2 separate regions of the Homo sapiens genome follow, and region 1 is linked to region 2. A link is a loop called in an ENCODE intact Hi-C map of the cell type or tissue named here. Cell type or tissue: dorsolateral prefrontal cortex. All regions are shown on one strand. Each heading gives the region's core, and the rest is flanking DNA. Links, peaks and the distances in the headings are about the cores only.

Region 1 (4,405 bases), core at 127-4,126, 56 kb after region 2:
TGACTGAGTAGAGACAGGATAATGAAAAAGAAGTTGATTGTTTCTTTAAACTTTTAGTGCACCCAGGGATTCATGGACCCACAAAGTGACAGAAAATATATTTCAGAAAGCCAAGGAACGTGCAATCAGAGCAAATGGTTCCATAGTCTTCAAAATTTGTTTCAATGATTGACTAAATTATTGCCAGAAAATTGTTTTATTGTTATATAGAAGTCCCTTATTTTTGTATCTCCTAATGTGAATTTAACATTCTTGCCAGTACTAGCAGACTATGTTTGCTGACAAATAAAGGAAAATTCAAGAGATTAAAGTGTGTTTCTGTGACTATATAAAGATTGTGGACACCAAAAATTAATAAGGTCTAAGTATTTGCAAATACCAAGAAAACCAATTGCATTTTCAAGTTCATCCAGTTGAGATATGAGTATGAGTTGTACAAAAAAGACTAGAATTTAAATCCCCATTCCAAATGCTGATTATTGTTGGAGATAGATAACTCATCAGCAATAAAAGCAGTTTTCTTCATATTGGTTTCCACTATTTAACATCTACCTGTAAAACACATTCATTTTGTTCCTTAAAAAAATCTTAACGTAAATTATATTGTCTCCAGGTTACTTCCTCCATTTTCAGCAATTAAAAAAAATACAGTGTAGTTGAAAATATTATGAAGAAACATCACAGCGTGCCATTAGATGATACCTTAGTGAAATATTCCTTCAGGGTCCCTAAGAATACTTATGTTTTCATCATCAATGTTACTATGAAAAAATATTTATTAAGAGTTTCTTTGCAGTTTTACTCTCTGTGTTATCTTTAAAGAGTCCAGTATGGGTTCACAGACTTTTCTTTAGTCTCTTCTAATCCTCTACTTTCATCTGCCACTCATATTTGATGTTCTTCAGGATTCAGTATTTGACCCACATGCATAACATCTTCCTGGGCAATCTCATCCCCTTTGCCACTATTAATTACTCTCAACAAGTAATACAGCACATCAAGGACTAGAATAGAATAATGGTTAAGAACACAGGCTTTGGCCTTGAACTTAGGCTGCCTAAGTTCAAATCTTGTATATGCCACTTGCCACTCACAAACCTCTCTATGGTTCAGTTTTCTGATCTGTAAAATACAGGGAGTAATAATATCTACCTGAGAGAGGCATGAAGTCTGTTTGTCAATACAGTAAAAAGCGTAGAACAGTTTGTCACATTGTGGTTAGTCAGTATTGGTTTTTATTATCTTTAAGTCATGATTCCCAAATCTATATTTCCAACCTCTCACCAAAGCTCTAGATTTAAACAAATTTCTCAAAATAAGTTGTCCTCACCCTTCCCTAGTATCACCTGGGATGCACATTCCAAATGCAGAGTCCCAGGCTTCATCCCATCTTTTGTGAATTGAAAGATCTGGGAATGAGAATTGGGAATCTGCATTTTACAAATGGTCTAGGTATTCTGATACAAACTAAAAATTATACCCACTTTTCTAGGGTTATATTTTGTTGCCTTTGAGTCATCTCAACTTGTTTCATCATATCCCCTTCAGAAGACATCCCTTTTTAGTTACTGACACCGTCATCTGCCTGACATTCAAAAAGACATCCTGGAGTTATCCCTGACTTCAGACCTTGTCAGTCCCACATTTTATTTTCATAATCTTCATATTTCCAAAACATACCCTTTCTCTATCCAATCCTATTGCCATTGACTTCATTCATTCAATAATTATTTACTGAGCACCTACTATGTGGCAAGCAAGGCATACAGACATCTTCATTTTGAGATTTCAAATTAATGTAGCTCAGGCTCTTATTATCATTCACCTGGATTATAATAACTACCTACTAACTGGTTCTTTGCATCTTCAGTCTTCAATGCTTTTGAAATTCCTCCATATTGCTAACTGAAATCAAGTCTAATCATGTCAGTTTTGTGCTTAAAACCCTGTCACTTCTCAAATAAGGCTAAACCTCCTAGTGTAAGAGATGACTTTTGCTGAGATGTGCCAACATCTCTACGCACTTCTTATACTTTCTCCACCTTGGACTTTTGCTTCAAGAACACTAAGCTATGCATCGGTTCCTTTCCTACACTGTGATGGTGTCAGTTAAACACATGTGTATTTGGCTCTACTTGTTTCCAGATGCATGTACAGGATTTTATTTTATTTTTTTGCAAGAAATGAGAGCATGGTTGGAGGGCCTTGAGCCCAGTTTTGCAGAGTTGGAAACCTTCCTGCTCCATGCCTCATGGCTTCTCCAAGCCAGTACTCTTTCTCTCCACCCTGCCCTCCCACTGTCCGCCCTCCCCGCCCCAACCCTGACCTCAATTTCCTCTTTCCTAGTTTATCTTTTTCATCCTTTCATCCTCTTTCCTAGTTTACAAGATTCATCCTTGGCCAGGCACCGTGGCTCATGCCTGTAATTCCAACACTTTGGGAGGTCAAGGTGCGAGATCACTTGAGGCCAGGAGTTTGAGACTAGCATAGGCAACACAGGGAGACCCTGTCTCTAAAAAAAAAAAAAAAAAAAAAAAAAAAAAAAATTGAAAATTAGCTGAGCATAGTGGCATGCACCTGTATCAGCTTCTTGGGAGGCTGGGGCAAGAGGATCATTTGAGCCTAGGAGTTTGAGGCTGCAGTGAGTCATGATCACATCATTGAACTCTGGGTGACAGGGTGACAAAGTAAGACCCTGTCTCTAAAACATAAAATAAAATAATAAAACAAAATAAAATATTCATTCTTTGCAGTCAGTTCCTACATCTGCATGTCAGGCTGGCCTAAGTAGCCCTATTCTGCTGTACAGATGGGATCTATTTATTTTTCTACCTTTCTGGCCAGCCTGAAAACTCCTTGAGAGCAAAATTTTTTTTAAAAGATAGCATGCTTACATTAGCCTTTAAATTTTTTTAAAAAAATTTTAAATTAATCTTTGTCATTCTTGGATTCCTGGCAGCCCTTGGGCTGAGCAACTGTAGAAATGGAGGCACCCTTCCAGTCTAACCCTCTCCCCTTCCCTTCTTACTCCCTGGTTTCCTCATTCTTTATGAGGACAAACCCAAAACCCAAAGTCTGTCCAAAATTTATCTCCCTTCCCCGTCCCCTGCAAGCAGTCACCTCTTGGCCATCTGAGTGTGCATTTCAGAGATGTTATCCACCCCCTGGAAGATGGGCCTAGGAGATGCTGCATCAAGCCATGAGAAGGCTTGGGTCATTTGGGCGGGGAATTCCAGGTCCCAAGTAATTCGAGCATGGTCTGGGGGCACAGGGGAACCTGAGCTGTCATGTTCCCTTCACCTCACGGTGTAGGATGGGTAGAGAAGGGGACCCTTCTGGATCAAAAGGCAGGACTGACTCTGAACTAAATGCAGCAATGCCTGATACACAACAGGTGCTTGATAAGTGTAATGAAAACGCAACTGTGAATAATTGACTGGCTCATCATTTCCCAACCTGCCATCCCCAATGCCTTAACAAACTCCTGTGTTGTCATCACTGTGAGATGGATGGCAGGACAATTTGAGAATAAAACACAAATTTAGAGTTGTCACTCCAGTGATGTCACTCTGACTTGCAATCTGAGGTGTTTTATGATTGGAGAGAAAGGGGTAGTGTCAGGGTCAAGAGCTACTGGGGATGTAACAGGGCATAAACAGCCAAATCATAATTACACAGGAGTGAATTTTACCGTTAATAGTGGTAAAAATTATAAACCTGTACTCCTACTTTCCACAATTTGGGGGCAGGTGATACTTAGCCAAAAGTTTGGTTTTCACATGAATTATACTCCCTAAAAACTAAAAGCATTGAAAAATGCTGGTTGTTCAAAGTTTTAAACACTTTAAAGAAAAATGAATTGTTCTTAGTTGGATAAATACATAGTGAAATTTCAGATGTAGAGTTCAATTCCAACTCTACTACCTGTAAGCTGTGTTTCTTTTTTTTTATTATATTTTTCCATAAGTTAATGGGGTAGAGGAGGTATTTGGTTACATGAGTAAGTTCTTTAATGGTGATTTGTGAGATTTGGGTGCATCTTATCACCTGAGCAGTATACACTGCATCAAATTTGTAGTCTTCTATTTCTTGCCCCCCTCCCACTCTTCTCCCCAAGTCCCTAAAGTCCATTGCATCATTCTTATGCCTTTGTGTCCTCATAGCTTAGCTCCCCCATATCAGTGAGAACATAAGATATTTGGTTTTCCATTCCTGAGTTACTTCACTTAGAATAATAGTCTCCAGTCTCATCCAGGTCACTGCAAATGCTATTAATTCATTCCTTTTTATGTCTGTGTAGTATTCCATTATATATATACCACAGTTTCTTTATCCACTTGTTGATCAATGGGCATTTGGGTTGTTTCCACAATTTTGCAATCGTGAATTGTGCTGCTATAAACGT
Region 2 (4,405 bases), core at 302-4,301:
CCACAAGCCCAACGGAGGAAGGAAGAACTCCAGATGCGCTGCCTTAAGTGCAGTAATACTCACCGCGAAGGTCTGCAGCTTCACTCCTGAGCCAGCGAGACCACGAACCCACCAGAAGGAAAAAACTCTGAACACATCTGAACATCAGAAGGAACAAACTCCAGACGCGCCACCTTAAGAGTTGTAACACTCACCGCGAGGGTCCGTGGCTTCATTCTTGAAGTCAGTGAAACCAAGAACCCACCAATTCCGGACACAAAGTGATTAGGATTATGACTAATTTTTTATAATGTCTTCTTTTTACTTATTTTTCCATCAAAAAAATTCTAAAAGTAAAGAAAAGCAAGAATTATTTCTGAGACTGTGACTATTCCTAACTCTTCTTTTCCATCTTATCAAATCATAGCAGTTGTTTTCTTTTAATGAAAACTCTTGCTACAACATACTACTAAAACAGATAAGGGAGACAGGGTAACATATTTCTAAAGACAGAAATAGCGAGCCAGACTTTAATGACCAAAGGAATGGTACAAATAGGCCAGATAAATTTTCTATCCATGAAAATGTTAACTGCGATTTACATGACTACTATGCTGACAACTTCTAGTTGCAGGAAACTAGGTATAATTATAAGAAATTTTGACAACGTACAGAAGTTTTCTTCACAAAATGGGTGAGTGTTGTGTAGAAATATCTCACCTTGCTTAAAAATCTTCCACTGGTGTAGAGGGTCAGCTGTTCATTGTATGAGCGTTCAGATGAGGGATAGGTAACATGAAAACACACTTTGTCATGATTTTAGATCATCACATGTATCTCAAGCTGGGTGAGTGTATTTCACTGTGTCTTCCCTAGAACAAGCCACCACTTTGTTATATTGCTGCATGGTCTGTAGTCCTCATTGCTTGTAAAAGTGACTAACATGCAGTTGTTCATTCTAGTTCCTGCTCATTACAAGCTATGGAGCATTACATTCTGGAAACTTCTGGTTTGGTTAGTCCCCACTCTGACGCTTATTGGGAAAATAGCAGAAGAGCAGCTAAAAAGTGACTCTGGGCTTTTGCAGCCCTCACTTAGGAGACCATGTGCAATTAGCAGCGTGGGAAATATCCACGTCCCTAGCACAGTCCTGTGAAAGTTTCCCAACAAATATTTGTTAAACGAATGAATGTGTCGTGTAGGTCTTCTGATCTAGGACCCTTTTGCAAACACATGCTTTCTCTCAATCTCCCCTTGTGCATTTGTTTTATGCAAATTAATTAAATGAAACTAAACCATCTCTTCAGGTGGTTCTGATATAGTTCTACTGACAACAGGTCTCAAGTTTCTTGTGATCTCTAGAAAATGCCTAGAAATTTGGTTTCCAGGTTTTATTTTCTTAATTCTATTAACAAAATAAAAATGAACACGTGAAAGTCAACACAAAACACATGCACAGAAATATTTGCAGTTGAACAATCTGCAAACAGCTTCTTGCAAAGAGACACACACACACACACAGAGAGAGAGAGAGAGAGAGATGGCATTAACTGGCACCTAGACATAAACTAGAGTTGGTAGTAACCTGTTATTTTATTAGACAATTTTTATAATGTCTGAACCCACTAAAATAATTCCCTTTGTTCTCTTCCTTCTTCTCCTCCTCCTTCACTTTTTTGCTGTTTTAAAGCAACTAATAAATAGAACTATACCTAAAAAAGAAGGTGAAAAAAGGGAAATAGAGTTTGTCTATTATTAAACCTCTATTGTATGCTAGGCATTTATTCTGGGCATTTTACCTATAACATTTCTTTTAATCCTCCTAAAACCTTGCCAAGGAGATATAATTCACAGTTTTATGGATCCAAAAATGTATTCAGAGAGGACAAGACACTTGTCCTCAAACAGCTGATAAATGACTGAGTTGGATCAAGTCTTTCTATCTTAACAGCCTGCAGCTTTTCACGGCACCACTGTCAATAGTGTAGTAATATTCCTGCTCTTTCGCAGTTCTTCTCCTTGGAAAGTTACTGATGACTTGGAAGGCCAAAGATAATAGTCATTTAGCCTATAGTGCAGTGTCCTTCCCTAGCCTCCACGTATTTGGCTGTGGGCTCTAATTTTGGGCAAATGTCCCTGGAGATTGAGCAATAAGAGAACTGTGTTATCTGGGGCTGTCCTGGCTGATTTGACGTTTGTCTGGGGCAGCGTCCCTATTGAGTTATCTTCCTCTTCTTAGTTTCAGTTCCTAGCACCAGCATCTATGTCCTTTGTACAAAGAACAGGTGGCCTTCCATGCTTCCACAGGATGACGGTCCACAATATTTATGGTAATTTGTCTCACGATGTACAGTACATTTTTTATTGCACCAAAGATCAGCCTGGGGCAGGGTCTGGGACAGCGTCCCTATTGAGTTCTCTTCCTCGTCTGAGTTTCAGGTCCCAGCACCAGCGTCTGTGTCCTTTGTACAGAGAACAGGTGGCCTCCCACACTTCCACAGGATGACAGTCCACAATGTTTATGGTGATTCGTCTCACAGTGTACAGTACATTTTTTATTGCATCAAAGATCAGCGTGAACTTGAGTTTGTACATAAAGGTGAAAGATCTCTTTGGCAAGAGCTGGGCACACTCTTGGCATTTCCCTTAGCCTGCTTACTTTTTAAGTTTGTGCTCCTAACAGATGTCCTAGATTTTAAATAACGCGTTTATTTTCCAGTTAAACGTCATGGTAATTAACATTGTTCCTGCAGTACAAAATTAATTTTGATGAGATGACGATGTCAGGAGTACATTGGGCTATTCTTTTATGGCCTCCTTTTTGCACGTGTTTCATGACCTTAAATTTATCTATTTACTCTGGGAGCTAAGAAGGTGACACTACTGTAGTCATTTAGTATCTGTAAAAAAAATGTGTAGTCTTTCTATTGAACAAGGAGAACACATGGAGACAGGGAGGGGAACATCACACACTGGGGCCTGCTGAGGGGTGGGGGGCAAGGGGAGGGAGAGCATTAGGACAAATACCTAATGCATGAGGGCCTTAAAACCTAGATGACGGGTTGACAGGTGCAGCAAACCACCATGGCACAGGTATACCTATGTAACAAACCTACACGTTCAGCATATGTATCCCAGAACTTAAAGTAAAAATAATAATAATAATAATAATAATGTAGTCTTTCTGAAATTTATGTCCCTGGTTTTCAGGGCTCACAGAGCCAGAAAAGGAGATGAAATCCCTTTAATGGTTCATTGTCATCATCTTCATCCAGCGTCCTTCAGAAGTATAGAGGGTATGATCATATGTTTTATTATATTTATTTATGGATGTTATATGATTAATATTGTACAGTATAGGGTGTTCTATATTTCATATTATTTCCTTAAACATATATCATATTTTCTTCAAGTCAATAAATATTTTCCTGAAGCATAATTTTTCTAGGTTGTATGCCATTCCTTTTCAGGATGTGACACTATTTAACTAATTGCTGCTTGTTTGAAATTCTAATTGTTTCTACTTTGTCCTTGCTATAAATGTTTTTATATTTGCATAAATTAATAATAATAATATAAACAAATATTTTTATATTTCTGTATTTGTACTTCTTTAAAATATTTTCGTATGTTAATTTTTAGACAATCATTCTTATTATAAATTTCTATAAATATGGAATTACTGAGTAAAAGGTACAAACTTTTAAAGGATTTTGATAGATTCTGAAAAAGTGTGATTAATGCCTGTTTTTACTTTCTCCAACGCCTTTTTTTTTTTCCCCTAGACGGAGTTTCTGTCTTGTCGCTCAGGGTGGAGTGCAATGGCACAGTCTCGGCTCACTGCACCCTCTGCCCCCTGGGTTCAAGAGATTCTCCTGCCTCAGCCTCCCAAGTAGTTGGGATTACAGGCGGCCACCATCATGCCAAACTAATTTTTATATTTTTAGTAGAGATGGAGTTTCACCATGTTGGCCAGGCTGGTCTTGAACTCCTGACCTCAGGCGATCCACCCACCTTGGCCACCCAAAGTGCTGGGATTACAGGCTTGAGCTACCATGCATGGCCTTCTCCACCAGTTTTATTCCTGCTTCCTGCTTCCTTGTTTTGCCATTTCTATGTTGGCCTTATCTCCCAGCACATGATTTGGGCTCCTTTAGGAGCTGGAAACATATATTCATCTTCACCACTCTGCTCACTTTGATGAACACCTACATCTGTAATTCCTGCAAAATAAGCTTTTGTGGAGTTGTAATGACAATGAGTCTTACATTTAGCATACTGAATATCTGCACTGAAAGTTAGATGATCCCACATGTGTCAAATTAATTGTTGACAGCTCTTTGTGGAGCCTAGTAACATGCCAGAGAAATTCTGTAATTGACTATAGACAAGATTTCTCCTCCAAGTAATTTTCTCATTCTTCTAT

What was found. Peaks named below come from ENCODE experiments on the same cell type or tissue, not always from the same donor. Only the 100,000 strongest peaks of a DNase experiment are listed, where the experiment ranks them.
Region 1: it touches region 2 in a loop (2.2-fold over the local background); 4 of 110 quality-filtered maps call a loop at or near these places.

What each region holds. Positions count from the first base shown.
Region 1 is chr6:134,572,562-134,576,966 of GRCh38, reverse strand. No RefSeq gene overlaps it. Among named protein-coding and RNA genes, the nearest start is that of LINC03002, 35 kb to the right of the region's middle. In dorsolateral prefrontal cortex, for the core only: no CTCF peak of the experiment used is centred there; no DNase peak of the experiment used is centred there.
Region 2 is chr6:134,628,743-134,633,147 of GRCh38, reverse strand. No RefSeq gene overlaps it. Among named protein-coding and RNA genes, the nearest start is that of LINC03002, 91 kb to the right of the region's middle. In dorsolateral prefrontal cortex, for the core only: no CTCF peak of the experiment used is centred there; a DNase peak (open chromatin) is centred at 2,418; H3K4me3 peaks cover 946 bases; H3K27ac peaks cover 4,000 bases.